Regions from separate parts of the Mus musculus genome. Here region 1 is linked to region 2. The links are chromatin contacts, found by POLR2A ChIA-PET in ENCODE. All regions are on one chromosome and are shown on one strand. The core of a region is the stretch at or near the end of the contact, and the rest is flanking DNA. Distances in the headings are between cores, read along the strand shown.

The links. ChIA-PET counts read pairs that join two places held with the same protein, here RNA polymerase II (POLR2A).
Region 1: POLR2A ChIA-PET joins it to region 2 with 16 read pairs in embryonic stem cell. The contact joins the promoter of 1700122E12Rik here to the enhancer-like site in region 2. POLR2A ChIA-PET finds 5 or more read pairs at or near these places in 3 of 5 experiments (Patski and embryonic stem cell).

What each region holds. Positions count from the first base shown.
Region 1 is chr8:84,845,616-84,848,543 of GRCm38, forward strand. It overlaps 1700122E12Rik (a long non-coding RNA gene), which reads left to right and starts at 1,532. Exons shown (of 3, transcript XR_106144.5): 1 at 1,532-1,705; 2 at 2,455-2,680. Calr (calreticulin) reads right to left here and starts at 1,316. Exons shown (of 9, transcript NM_007591.3): 1 at 1,093-1,316; 2 at 635-736; 3 at 247-450. The coding sequence starts at 1,183.
Region 2 is chr8:84,737,837-84,740,560 of GRCm38, forward strand. All of the region lies in intron 2 of Nfix (nuclear factor I/X), which reads right to left. Among named protein-coding and RNA genes, the nearest start is that of G430095P16Rik, 16 kb to the left of the region's middle. Within about 2 kb of position 1,280, at least 1 of the 3 ENCODE cell types and tissues checked has a DNase peak (open chromatin) inside an H3K27ac peak, as active enhancers do.

The sequences.
Region 1 (2,928 bases), core at 282-2,781, 110 kb after region 2:
GATTTTTAGACCCTGTCATTAGCATCATTTCTAAAATTATTAACACGTAGAAAATATCATACAAATGAACAATATAAGTCTTCAAGTAATATTGTACACCAACTAATAAAGTTGTCCTTCAGGACAAAAATTTTCATCATTCAAGTGCTTTCCATGGTATGAAGATCAGCATTCTGGTTACAAAGGGTTTCAGTCTGCACCCACTGTCCAACCGGCAGAGGTCAGCACTGGCTGGGGGCCCCTCACCAAACATGATGTTATATTCTGAGTCTCCATGCATGTCCTTCTGGTCCAAACCACTCGGAAACAGCTTCACGTAGCCGCCCCCACAGTCGATATTCTGCTCATGCTTCACCGTGAACTGTACCACCAGTGTCTGGCCCTTATTGCTGAAGGGTTCGAATTTGGCGGACAGTGCGTAAAATCGGGCATCTTGGCTTGTCTGCAGCCCTGTGATGAAATGGGACTGTCATCAGGTGAACCCGGAATACCCTAGACCTAGAGGGGCACGGCTGACCTCCCTTCCTTCCTCCACCTGTCCTTGGCTCCCGTGTTCCTGGGAAAAGCCCCAACAAGATGTATGTGCTGACTACAGCTTCCTCCAGGAAGTTGTCCTGCACCCACTCCCTTGTACCTTTATCCTTCTCCAGGTCCCCGTAAAATTTGCCAGAACTGAGGACAAATTTGCCAAAATCGGACTTATGTTTGGATTCGACCCAGCGGTTGGTCCAGGCATCTGAAAGGGAAGGGCATAGAGTCAGATTAGCGGGGCCGTCCGACCCCCGCCCCCATAACCAACGTCTGTCAGGAGCTACAAGCAGGTGGGGGTGGGGAAGGGGATTCCCATCCCAACCTCAAACTTGACATCTCGATGGGCTTCAGGTCCTTGGACGAATCCTAACTCTGGGGGCGGGAAACGGCTGAGCCTTCCTAGTCCCACAAGGACGCACACATGGAACCGCCCGCGGCCCTAGTCCCTCTGGGGCCACAGTGTTGGCCCTCTGAACGGTAATTACATTACACACGACGAGGCAGCCGAGGTCTCGGGGCCCAGCAGTCGCTAAGCGGCCTCGAGACGGGCCCAGACCTTACCTCCGTCCAAGAACTGCTCTTTGAAATAGATGGCAGGGTCTGCGGCGGCCAGGCCGAGGAGGCCAAGCAGGAGCGGCACCGAAAGGAGCATGGCGGGCCGAGGGGGCGGCGGCACACAGGCCTTTTAAGACGATCTTCAGGCAGCGGCTCTGCGGTATTGACGGACGCGGCCACCGCCGCTTCAATTTATATTCACCTACCTCTCACCCGAACCTGACACAGCCGCTGAGCCCGCCCCTCGGTCCTTTTGACTGGTTTAGACCTACAGCTGTCCCTTTCCATTGCTTCCCAGTTGGCTCAGCAAGTTAGGCTGTGGCTCGGAACGCTGGGATCCCAGATGGCTGATTTCTATTGGTCGCACTATGGGCCAATGAGGGTCGACCACGCGTTGTGGGGGACGCCCCCTGGTGGGGTGGGGGCCGCTAGCCCACTCAGGCACGGTCACGTGACTGAACCTCAGCCCAACCCCGCCCTTGCTGCTGAGAGTCTCTGGCTCGCTAGGAGTCGTTTAAAGAATCCGCGCGAGCGGTACCAGGTGTTAACCGTGCGGTGCGGGACCGAGACGGGTCCTTAGCTTCGGCCCTTTCCCATCCTCTCTGGTCAGAGGGAAGAAGTAAGGATTATTTGCAACTTTCACGTTCCGTCTGTCCTGCACCTAGGGAACGCCCACCGATGGCGAGCGTTTCCTATTCAGGATAAGGTCAAGGGCCAGCCAGGATCCTGAGGTTTCGCTGCATTCTGGTTCCACAGTTGTTCAGGCCATAGAGAACGTACCAGCTTTCTCCTCTCGTCCCGTAGTTCCCTGCAGCCTGTGTGACATGATACAAGTCATTTCGCCTCCCTGAAATGTCAGAAGCCAACAGGGGTGACCCTGAGCTATCTTGACAGAAATGCTTTTAAACCTTTTAGGGCTGTCCACGGTTCAAGAGCAGGAAACACAGAAGTCTCAGGGGTGTGAGTGTAAGCGTGTTTTCTTGGGTGAGAAGTAGGGGTTTTTTGATTTTTGTTTTTTTTTTTTTTCTCTTTCTCTTAAGCTGGAGAATGAAAGGAGTCACTTCTTGTGGTCTCCCACAAACGACTTGGCTTTTGCAATAAACGGCAGAAGGCAAGGGGTGCCGTTTGAGGAGGAAAAAGGACACAGATGGCTATGGTGATAGTTCTAGTGAGATAAGCAGGACCCTTGGATCTGGAGTCCTCTGACTCAAATCATGTGACTCTGCCTGCTGCCTGGAGGAGGAAGAACAGTACCTGTAGGGGATGGGGGATGGGAGGTGTTTCCAAACTGAGGAATTGGGAACCCTGAAACAAGACTATGAACTGCGCAGAAGGAATCCTTACAAAAATGGCGTGCTTCCTTTGCAGTGAGAGGAACTCAGTCAAGCAATGACACTTGAGGTCAAGAAGCTGGGTCTCCACCCTGTCCCCCAGGCAGTGTACAGAACTCAGCATTGCTGGTGAAGGTCCCACTGGAGGACACCCAAGTTCAACATGATCTTGACAGACCTGTGACTGACCTGACCCTCCCTCCAGTCCTGTGCCACTGACACATATGCTTGATGCCTTCTGCTTTGTCCTAGTACCCAAGACGGTGAGTGAAGCAGGGGTCAAAAGTTCAGTTCTCAGCTGCATAGTGAGTTTGAGGCCAGCCTGGGTTAAATGATACACTGCTTTAACACAATGAAATAAAGGACAGGAGAGATTGGTTTGGAGCACTGGCTGCTCTTCTGAATGACCCCAGTCCTATTCCCAGCACACACACATGAAGGATCAAAACCAGGTAATTTGAGTTTCAGAGGGTCTGAAGCCCTATTCTGTGGGCACCAGATGTGTAAATAG
Region 2 (2,724 bases), core at 30-2,529:
CAAGAACCCAGCATGACCACCAGACCTCGCATCTGTATCAGGAACGGAGCTGCCTCAGACAGCGGCTCCCATGACTGCACAAGCACATTCTCGGATGTGGTCAGGGCAGAGCTCGCCATACACCTTGAATAGGAACAGCTTGCAGTGGGGAACGGGGTGGAAGGAGGCCTCCAAAAGGGAGGCAAGGAGAAGCAGAAGGTGAGGCTGCCAGGTGTTTGGTCCGCAGGGGTCCATCCGGGCCCCAGTAAGCTGCTTCCCATTTGAGAGTTTTCTGTTGTTGACCCCAAGAGTGCCCCCAAGGTGCGCTGGACACCCTCGGTGCTAACTTGTCTTTACACTTGGTAACTCTTGGAAAGAAAAAAATCTTTCTACCACCCACATGGCAGGAGTGAAAAGATGGGGACTGAAAGCCAGAATAGGAGCGTCAGACAGGGAGAAAAATGGAGAAGTCAAGAAGAGAAAAAACAAACAAAAACAAAAACAAAACCTCGGCACAGGAAAGCGCCGCTTGTGCTTGTGAGGGCGGCAGAAACAGGCAGGCACACCCTCCCGGGCTGCAAGCGGGAGAAAGGCCCCTTTGTTCCGCCCAGAGGTTAGCCGAGGTGAGGCCAGCCCTGCAGCCCCCCTGACCCTGGGCAGTACAGATTACTTCGAAGGGTCTGGCTGGACCTGGCTGCCTCCCTCATCCATTGGTCAGTCCCCAGCCCCAGCACACAGGAGTCAAGGGAGGAAACCCCCACCCACTGGGCTTCAGAAGGGCTGGGATCCCTTCCATGGCTCCCTGGGTGCCTTCACTGCCCGCTGTTAGGAGTTTGCTTGGGGTTTCCTCTGAATGGATTCGGGGCAGTGCAGTGGCAGGACCCAGACTGTGCTGTGCTGTGGTGTGCTTGGAAATGGCGCTGGGGAGGCTGGCCTGATTGTCCTCTAGTCTCACTCCTGATGAGCCCTCCCAGGGACCAAAATTAGGCTCTGGTGAGGACTTCTCAGAGTGAGCCTTGACTCTGGGCTGAGATCAGATACCTGAGACCCTTCAGCAGAGGCTGAAGTGGGAATGCATGCCAGATGAGACAGAACTCTAAGGGACTGTCAGCTTACCACATTCTGCCCCACCTGGTTACCGTGAGGAAGGGCTTCGGGCCCCAGCCCTCCAAGCCTCCACAGGCATGCTCTGCACCTATTCGTAGGGCTACTGGCCTGGAATATCAAGAGCAAATCATTCCTATCTCTTAGGTAGTGGTCAGAGGTTTAAATTTGGCAAAGACCGAAAGACTGCTTCACCCTCTCCCGCTCCCTCCTTCAGACAGCATTTCTATGTGTAGCCCTGGCTGTCTTGGAACTTGCTCTGTACAACTCACAGAGATCCGCCTACCTCTGCCTCCTGAGTGCTGGGATTAAAGGCCTGTGCCACTGCCACCTGGCCTGTTCCACTTTCTACTCAGCAGTACTTGCAGCTCCTATGCAAATATAGGATGGGAACCAGGCGGAGAGACTGGCCCGTTAGTTCTCCCCGACAGTGCCCCAGCCTCAGTCTGGAAGCACCTTCTCAGGAGGCCCTGGTCCTCAACTTACACCAGCTGAGCATCAAGGAGTAACATGGGGAGAAAGCAAGCAACTGAGAGGGCTATTCCTGTGTATGATCTTTGGCAAGGGAAGTGGAGGGCTGGAGGGAAAAGGAGGAAGGGACAGCTTGCTCAGGGGGCCTGAGTGGCTGCCTCCTGCCTCGTGTAAGAAAGTGCAGCTCAGATACACAATGTCCTGCCAAACCCAGCCCCTTAATTCAATTAAGTGCAGGACCAACTTCCCAGATTGTTCTGTGTGCCAGTGCCTGTGAATGTCCTGATGTGTGTGAATCCTGAGATCTGTGTGTGTGTGTGTGTGTGTGTGTGTGTGTGTGTGTGTGTGTGTGTGTGTGTGTGTCCTGAACCCAGAGGGGCAAAGGGAATGAAGAAAGAACTGAAATCTTGAAAAGACACATTTCTTCTTAACCCTCATACTGTGGACCCGGAGACCAGGACACTGTCTGGGATGCAGTGCAGGGACTGTCCATGTTCTGTGGGTCAGACAGCATCCCAGGCCTCTGCTCATTTGGTGCTAAGCCTCCTGTTAGCCCCAACCAAAATGTCTGTACAATTACAAAGGTTCACAGGGGCCAGGACTGGCTCACTTAGAGCAGTAGTTGAATCCTGCAGCTTCAGGCATGCACTAATAGGGCCTCCTCTCTCACATTTGCCCCTTTGACTGCACACTCTTGGCCAGCTCCTTTTCTGAGCTACAACCCCACCTGGTCACTTGGTCCCCAAAGGCTTGAGAGTGTTCTATAAAGGACAAGGTCCTTGGCGTGTAACATGCGCTCCTATGCCTTTGTGACTTTCTCTCAGCAGGTGACCTGACTCTGAGGTCATGCCTGAGCAAGATCCAGACTGACTGAAACCTGCATTCTCCATCACTGTGACAGGCTCTACAGGAGAAGTGGAGACAGACCTTGAAAAGATGGTCTGCCAAGGCCCCAGAGGCCAGCAGAAGTGCCCCACAACCTTTTACACTCACCATCCCTATTTAAAGGAGTTCCCCAGTGTGTGTGTGTGTGTGTGTGTGTGTGTGTGTGTGTGTGTGTGTGTGTTACATGAAGCTCTCTTGACCTGGAGGAGAGGGCATGTGTCCAGCAGCCCCTCTCTTACAGCCCCCAAGAAGCCTGACTTTCTCCTTAGCCCTCCGGGAGCCCTG